2 separate regions of the Homo sapiens genome follow, and region 2 is linked to region 1. A link is an interaction called in ENCODE POLR2A ChIA-PET data of the cell type or tissue named here. Cell type or tissue: A673. All regions are shown on one strand. Links, peaks and the distances in the headings refer to the core of each region. The heading gives the core; the rest is flanking DNA.

Region 1 (4,609 bases), core at 217-4,216:
CAGCTACTCAGGAGGCTGAGGCAGGAGAATCGCTTGAACCCAGGAGGCAGAGGTTGCAGTGAGCCGAGAGTGCACCGCTACACTCCAGCCTGGGCAACAGTGTGAGATTCTGTCTCAAAAATAAAAATAAATGCTCAGGCCAGAAAGCTAGAGTCATCCTTGACGCTGCTCTCTCACTCACACTCCACATTCAGTCAGTTCTGGCAAATCCTCTGTCTCTGCCTGGAATCTGATCACTTCTTAGCTCCACAACCTTTCTACCCGGCTGCAGCCCCAACATCTCTCATGACTAATGTCCTGCCACTGCCTTCTAACTGGATGCCCGCTTCTGTCCTTGCTCCCATGGACTAGGTTCCAGAGAGCAGCCTGAGGGATTCTGTTGACAAAACTCGGATCAGGCCAGTCCTCAGCTCAAAACCTAATGGCTTTTCTCATCCAGGCAAAAGGCCAAGCGCTAAAGGTGACCTAGGAGGCCACACGTGATGGGAGCGTCCCTGCACCACCCCAGCCCATCATCCCCCACCGTACTCTCACCTGCCTCACTGCACTTAGCCACAGAAGTGTCCTGGCTGCGCCTGGAGCCATGTACCTGCCTCAAGGCCCTTCGCACTTGCTCTGTTTTGTGGCTAGCACTCTCCTCCCCTGGATATCCATGTGACTCCCTCCCTCCTCTCCAGCCGCTGCTGGAATGTCACCTTCTCAAGATACCTGCCACAATCACCCTGTCAGAAAGAGCACTTCCCCATCATTCTTCCTTTCCTTGCTTTCTGCTGCTTCTTAGTACTTCTCACCACCTGAGCATATTATATATTTATTAGTTGTTTGGTTTAGTATCTGTCTCTCCCCAGGAAAATAAAGAAATTTTGTTTTGTTCATAGCTGTAACCCCAGAACTGACAACAGTGCCTGGCATTTAGTAGGCACTCAATATAGTTGTTGAAGGAATGAAGATATCTCCCTACCCGCTTCCCTCCACACTGATCCCCCAAGAAGGAAGCACATAATGTCACTTAATGATTTAATGCAGTCTATGGTGCAGCCCCTTAGCTCAAGTTCTGGGCCAAGATGTTCTGCAGAGTTAAATAATGCCGCGCCAAATATAACTAAGAGCAGGGAGGAAAAGAAATGACAAGATATGCACAAGGGAGAAGAGAATCTGTTTTTAGCCAAAGCCTAAAATGAGAGCATGGTGATGAGGCGAAGAGGTGGGAACAGGTGGGTCTGTCTCCCTGCAGACTAATCAGCTCCCTCCTCAGCTGCAGAGCAAAGAGGAAAAGACAGAGATGACCCTCGGGATACCTGAGAGGATATGGGGACCTACCAGCTGGGGACAGATGGATCATTAACAACTATAGACAAATGCCCACTCTGACTCCAGCAACTCCAAGAAAACTCCAAGACATAATCTCTGTCCCTAACGGGCCTGCAAGCTGTTGTTTTCTGAACTGCAGGTGGTGCCTTGGTGTTTAGCAACTACAATGAATTCCTGGGAAGTTAAATATGAACATTTATTAATATAATTATTATTTATAAAATATCAATTTATTAATGTAGTTGATTTAAAATTAATGGTACTGTAAATACTACATAATGGTGACATTTATTGATATAAATGTCCTCAAAAGGAAGGGAATCAAACACAAGGAAAGCTCTGGGAGGAAAGCAGAGTGCTGTCAAGCAGGAGGGCTGCTGACCTGGGACTCAAGAAACCTGCATTTTATCCCCACTCGCAGCGAAGCAGCTGTGTGACAACGCAGGTTTCTTAATCCCTTTGCGCCTGTCTCCCTGGCTGTAAATAACATGATCCCTAAGTTACTTAGCAAGTCCAGAATTCTGAGTCTGTGAGTTTACACCTTCCAACAGTGATAATCAGATATCAAGCTTGAAGACTACCAACAAAAGTGGACCAAATAGGGATCATCAGGCATTCATCAGGCACAAAGGATCCCATCAGCAGATCCACAAGAAGCACTCAGAACGGTGCCCGGCACAGGCTGCGCTCTGAAACATTGGTAATTGCTCATTCATTCATTCATTCATTCAACAAGTGCTGCAACTGACCCTAGAGGCAGGGATGGGAGATGAAGTCTTTGACTTCAAGCAGTTTATGGCAATGTCAGAACCAAGATAAAAGTACACCTACAATTAAATACAGTCCCGCTCATAGCAGTTAAAATCAGGTAGCTGGATAAATTCAAGAAAATGCAGAATCAGGTTAAATTTCATCAAAGGAAATTTACCACAGTAATAACGTTTCACTTTCTTTTTTGAAGGTGGATTAACGGAGGAAGGGCAGAGATATAACACAATGGCACTGCACAGCTTTAATTCTTAAAAAAGGAAGATGTGATAGTATCTAGTAAAAATGTCAGGTTTTAAGCATATTTTGATACATTCTCTTCTATCATAGAGATGGTCCATATATTTTAAAGAACCTGACAGCGGCAACTACCCTAGTTTTGCCCATAAGAAATTACAAGCAACCAGACTGGACAAAATTGAAAAACAAATTAGGCTAACCTGATGAATAGGAATGAATGTTATAAATTACCGTATTTTTGAATACTGGCAGTACTGCTGTATACAGAGTGATTTTGCAACTCTTTATGCTTTTTTAAATGTTATCAATTTTTCTAAAACTTTTCCCACTATTCTTCAAAATTCGAGTTAGTGCTCCTGCCCTGACTGCAATACTTATAAAATTTTCTGTAAACTAGGATCTCATTTTCCAAAAAAAAAAAAAAAAAATTAATAAAATACACATATAAGCACAGAAGGGATTCAGGAAGATATATACCAAAGTATTCTCTCAAGGAACAAGATTATGAATACTTGTTCTGTTCTTTTAGTCTGCACTTTCTGATTTTCCCATAATGAGGACAGACTGTGTAACTTAAATCCATAAAAAAGGTGAGATATGGAATTTTTCATACTGATGGTCCTCTTTTAAAACTTCTAATTCATTTTCAACTAAGATAATAACTACTGTGCATGACTTTCACTTTCGTGCACAGTCAAAAATGCTTAAAGATGCATAAAGAGTTGCGAAATTGTCTCATGGTGCACCAGCATTTCCAGCACTGGAAGAAAAGAGTGATTATTATGGCATCCAGTTTTCTGCTGAGCAAATATGTTGCCTTCCTCGATAAGGAGACTGGATTTTCATCATGAAGTCCCTTTTCTGCCTCTAGCATTTGGTGTTTCTATTCTTCTAACAACAAACACAGCCTACCTGTACACATCCACATCTTATTTCTTAAAATGTGGAACAGGGAGAAAATGTCACAGGATTTCTGCTTTCCACTAGCATGATCCTTGAGAAGAAGTGTGCAAAAGCAATCAGGTGGACACCTGACCACCTTATACAAAGATGGCCCGTGCTGCTGAGCTACCATCACTAGGACATATGCTTTGTGTTTTCCCAATACAAGCAATGAGACATACTCAGTCATTCACACACATTTCTTCCTACTGGTGATGTTAAAGATTTAGAAAAAAAGAGTGGCCCAAATTTAAGATGCTTCCTATGGCTGACAGGAGTGAACTGAACCAGGATTGAACCTACGACTCTGGCCCCATTACACTAATCACCCATAACAGCAGCATTTATTAGACATGTTCTATACTTCAGTTATTTTCTAGTCAATGATAAGGGCCTACTATTTTCTCACATGCTCCTCATACACACTTTAAAAAATCCCTTCCTACTTTCAAAGCTTACTCATAACCCCCTCAGCAGCAAAACACAAAGGTTTTCTTCTTTACATTCATTAGAGTTAAGAAATATACCCTAGAAAGTCCTACTGCACAATGATTATTCTATATAACAACTTTCTAAAACTCTTCTCTTGAAAATATCCTGGTACAATTTATGGGTGAGTGGGTGAATGAGTAATATACTTTGCTTCCCAGGCGTATTTAGAAAAATAAATACAGTTCATTAAAACACACAGGTTACAAAATAACGCACCCAACTAAAAAGGAATTTCTGTTTCTTTTGTATTTCCTCCCATTACCCTTTCATGCATTAGCAATTAAAATCTTTCCTCTGGCACCATCACACTGAGTCAAGTGAACTAAGAGGAAAGTAACGGGACAAGATAGAACCAAATTGTATCAAATAAAGCAAAATCCGAAAGCACTGCAGACAGAAGAGGGCTTGGGGAGAACATACACCATGGCTAGGATCCCCTAAGAAGCCTTACTCCATGTAAAGAGGAAATCCCCAGGAAGCAATGTGAGCCTTTAGCACTCTTGGAGAGGTGTCTGGCCAAGGCAACAATGGACGCAGCTCTCCCCTTTCACATCCACTGAAGGCCACTTCTCTTTCTCTGACATTCCCACAGAACCTCCTTTCCTAGAGGGCCCTCACTTCTCCCAAGCACACTACTGTAAAGGGGTGAAAGCCCTCCCCAAGTAGTGTGTAAAGTCTCATCTCTGTTCTGCCACTGTTTGACCTTGGGTGATCTTGGGTCACCCAACCACTTGGGACTACGTTTTCTTATCTACTGACATATTGAACTCGATAACCTCCATCCCAACTCCACCATCTGCTGTGTGGCACTGACCACCTGATGACTCCAGGGGGGTAGGGCCTACCTTTGAGGAAG
Region 2 (4,609 bases), core at 351-4,350, 210 kb before region 1:
GGATGACAAGCGTGAGCCACGACACCCAGCCTGCTTGCTTATATTTTGAATAAAAGATTTCATGGGGCGGGAGGGTTAAAACTCTTTGTGAATATTAATAATCCAGATTAATTTGAAAGAACTTTCATGTAATATGCTACTCAAAAAACAGTATATGCAAGCGATTATCTCTATCACCTAGCAGAAGGCTAGGCAGGATTGGTTTAACAAGTAAATAAGAATAATTTAGTGTTAGCCTGCTATACAAATAAGAGTGCTTTAGTATCTGAAACTGTCCCTGGAATGTATCAATGTATATTAGGAAGTTACTTCAGTATATTATGGACCAGCAGGCATTATTGAGAACTCACTGTGTTGCAAGTTTGGGGCAGTAACTCTGAAAATAAATAAGGTGCTTCTAGTTGGAGATGGGGGTGGGGGAACAGACTCAATCAGATCATTTTTGGAGTGGTGAGGGCTTTGATACAGGAATGCAATGCTGTATAAAGGTGCTTCCCTCTTGATTGTTGAGTTTTGTTTTGTTTTGTTTTTTGAGACAGTCTTGCTCTGTCACCCAGGCTGGAGTGCGGTGTCATGATCTCAGCTCACTGCAACCTCCATCTCCCAGGTTCAAGCAATTCTCCTCCCTCAGCCTCCCAAGTAGCTGGGATTACAGGTGCCCACCACCATGCCTGGCTGATTTTTGTATTTTTAGTGGAGGTGGGGTTTCACCATGTTGGCCAGGCTGGTCTTGAACTCCTGACCTCAGGTGATCTGCTTGCCTTGGACTCCCAAAGTGCTAGGATTACAGGCATGAGCTGCTGTGCCTGGCCTGTTTCGTTTTGTTCTTTTTAATTAAAGGCAATGATCAAATTATCTAGGAAATTAGTTTAAAGCCAACATACCTAAAATATAAAACAGAACACAAGGCAGATATTCTTAGGACATTTTCCTCAAACTAACATTTATTTATCTTGCTGCCTGAACATAAAGACTTTTTTTTGGGTAGCGTAGTTACTTAATTTTACCTCTTTTTTTGTTTCAGTTTAGCTGAATATAACTTTATCTAAAATAAAGTGAATAGCTGTTGTATTTAGAAGTAGCACAAATAATAGGGTAACTGTACCCCTTCCTTGTTCTGTCCCACTTGCACCCAGCCAACCCATCTGCCCAGTGGGATTTTAAATGGTTTCAGTCCTTGGGCTCAAGAGAACCCAGAGGAAGTTCATTTTTGAAGTCTCATCCTCTCTGTATGAATAAATTCCTTGGTCATTATCTACTGTTTTTCATTCTTTGTGAAATAGATCATCTACCACAGTGGATAATAGAGGATAATACTATTCAAGACAAAAGCCTATATTTGGAATAGTTTATGTAATGTAACATATTTAATATGCTTAATGACCTTAATGAAATGAAGATGTGAAAAATAAACTATTGTCATTCTGGGGATATCATTTATCAGATTCTAAAAGGGCTGTTTCTGAATCTGGTTAGGGAGTTTCTTTTATTAGTAGTGGCGAATAGAGAGTAGTGGTTTGGATATATTGGTGTCATATTTTAGTTGGGTAGAAATATCTCTGACATTTTTACATGATGTGTTTTCCCATCTTCTCCAAAACAATAATTTCATCCTCGGGAAGAGAAATTCATCCCATCCATGGTGGATTTTCGGATACAGTACCCAGTTCAATCTTTTGACAAACATTTATTGTTTACCATGTGCTAGGTGAAATAAATATGGTAGCTCAGGGGTTATGAAAAGATACCAACGCATTGTTCCTTCTGGGGAGGATTTTATAAGTTTTTTATATTTTAAGTACCTTCTTTAGAGGTCTTTATATTATAAGCTTTCTATATTTTATTTTATTTTTAGAGATTGAGTCTCTCTCTGTCACCCAGGCTGGAGTGCAGTGGCACAATCTTGGCTCACTGCAACCCTTGCCTCCCAGGCTCAAGTGATACTCCCACCTTAGCCTCTAGAGTAGCTGGGATTACAGGCATGTGCCACGACTCCTGGATAATTTTTGTATTTTTTATAGAGACACAGTTTCGCTATGTTGGCCAGGCTGGTCTCAAACTCCTGAGCTCAAGCAATCCACCTGCCTCAGATCATGGATATAAAGCTTTGTATAGTCTAGAGGGACTAGGGAAGGGTCCCTTTCCCTCCCTACTCCTCCTGCCTCCTGTTATATTTTTCTTTCCATGTCATCTCAGAAGAAAGGTAAGTTTCACTTTGCTGATGTGTTCCTGCATATTTTCATTTATGGCCTCTGGCTAGTGCTATGATTAGATTTTTGGGTATTTCTTACTTTATGTTTTTTTTTTTTTTAATATTATGCTCATTAAATTTGGTGAGTTGACCTAGCAGTACCATCTCAAGCTTCTTTAGATTCAATGTGCACTTTGTCTTGAGTTAATCTTAACCTTGGTGGTTAGTGTGCCAAGGAGACATACTTGAAGGCTTTTCCCTTCTCCATTTAGGATCCTTAAGTTTTGATGCAGTAATTATTTCAGAAAGGAAGACATATCATGCATTTTGTCATACATACATAAAGTTTGTTTATGTGGAAATTTTATAGTACACTGACCATGCCTTCACAGAAATGGAGGTGACCATGTCCTTGAGGCAGAAGGAGGTAGCTGTGCAGGGCTGGCAGTTGCCCTGTAAAAGATGTGGACACGACATTGTAAAGGCTTAGAGGTAGGACCGATTACATTTGCCTGGATGACAGGTGACAGCCTTAGGAGCGGAGGAGATAGCTGGGCCTGGAAGGTTGGATAGGACATATTTGGTGGGAAGATGAGAAAGAATTTCTCCAGGAGGAAAGAGGGAACATGAACTGTGAGAGAGGAGAGCAGGTGCCTTAAAGTTCAAGGCATAGTCCAGAAGCCAGGAGGAGTATGCCTGGTGCGTAGCGTAGGTGGAGTGGGGTGGGGTGGGGAACAGGAATTGCTATCAAGTGGGGATATGATAGTAGCAAAGGAATGTGTGTGCCTTTTCTGTTTGTAAAGATTAGAATTTCCCTAGGTGGAACACTTAGCACCTGCCTGCCTCTCTGAGTTTTTTTTTAATATCAAAATTAATTCAGTGTTTTCAAACAAACATTGCCTTTCTATTTCCTTTGAATCTATACCCAAGGAAAATAAATATTTACAGTCCTGGTAATACTATGTATTGCTGCGGTAAGCTGTTAGTAGTAGGTAACTTCAAACAAACTTTACCAACCACATTTTGTGTTTGTTTTGCTCTGGTGCTAATCTGGCAAGAATGATGTCCAGCAGGAAAGTCAACATATCTTAATAAACTGTCTGCTTTTATAGGAATGCTAGCTTTCTGGCAGATGTCATATCAGCCCAGCATATGCTGCACAGTGATGACTCTTTTAAATATATTTCAGTGGGAACAGCAATGTCTCTCACTGGTCACTGCCATCCTTGCAAAGGATACTCTGAAGGGCTGTGAATTACTTTTCAATTCATATATGGTACCTTGGCCTCTTGCATTGTTGGCACTGAAAACAAAACCAAAACACACAAGGCATCATAGAGAAATTATTCCTACCCCTTCAATAGTGTGGCTTCAACTGTGAAAAAAGGAAGGGTGAAGACACTGTAGAAGCAAAAATTTGTTTTATTTTAATATTGGGCTCATCAGCTATGCAGGTGCCAATACAGAGAAATTTTCTTGAGAACCTGGCAGTGGCAGGGTTAATCTAGCTCCTCTGGGGTGAGGTGGAGGTGTACTTCCTGCTTTTATGTTATCGAAAGAGGAGTGCAGGAAATTATACCTAGGTATTAAGAGCTTTGAAAAGTTGAGTACAAAGCTCTTTATCAGATATAGCAGGCCTAACTGAGAATATCAGCCCAATTGCAGTTTTTCCAGGAAAATTGTACTTTGCCAAAGGTAACTTTTCCAGGGTCAGTGAAATAGCAAGATATTTCTCAAGAGAAGGAAGTAGAAAGGAAAATCCCTTTTATGGGATTAAAAATTCAGTAAGTATCCTGAACTCAGTTTTTTTTTTCTTTTCTTCACATTTGAGAATCATTTGTTTTTATGCTAGCAATAGAGAATGCTAAGACGAAATTCAGAAAACAATTCCTGTTGCAATAGCACTAAAAATGTTGAAATATTTAGAAACAAATTTCTCTAAGGAGGCACACTGAAAAACCACAAAACGTCAATGACAGAAATATCAGATTTAAATAAATGAAAAGATATTCCCTACTTATGAATTGGAAGCTGTTATTAACATGATAGCACTACACAAAGCAATATATAGATTCAGTGCAATCTTTACTAAAACCCTACTGGCTTATTTTTTTTTCTTAAATAGAGAAGCTGATCCTAAAATATATATAGAATTACAATATACCCTTAGTAGTCAAACAGTCTTGGAAAAAAATAGGAAGACTCACATTTTCTAATTTCAAAACTCACTACAAATCTCCAATAAACAAAAGAGTGTGGTGCTGGCAGGAAGATAGACATATTATCGTTAAAAAAAAAATAAGTGCCTAGTGGATAGTGGATACTTTTACATCTAAGAGTATTTTTTCTCCCAAATGCTGAACTCAGTTTTTAAAAACTCCATTAACTAATGTGTAAATTTTTCATTGTCTTTAATCA

The links. Peaks named below come from ENCODE experiments on the same cell type or tissue, not always from the same donor. Only the 100,000 strongest peaks of a DNase experiment are listed, where the experiment ranks them.
Region 2: POLR2A ChIA-PET joins it to region 1 with 6 read pairs; 2 of 35 experiments call an interaction of 5 or more read pairs at or near these places.

What each region holds. Positions count from the first base shown.
Region 1 is chr1:214,308,642-214,313,250 of GRCh38, reverse strand. The region is part of intron 2 of SMYD2 (SET and MYND domain containing 2); the gene reads right to left. Among named protein-coding and RNA genes, the nearest start is that of SMYD2, 30 kb to the right of the region's middle. In A673, for the core only: no CTCF peak of the experiment used is centred there; no DNase peak of the experiment used is centred there.
Region 2 is chr1:214,515,190-214,519,798 of GRCh38, reverse strand. All of the region lies in intron 1 of PTPN14 (protein tyrosine phosphatase non-receptor type 14), which reads left to right. Among named protein-coding and RNA genes, the nearest start is that of PTPN14, 34 kb to the left of the region's middle. In A673, for the core only: no CTCF peak of the experiment used is centred there; no DNase peak of the experiment used is centred there; H3K27ac peaks cover 589 bases.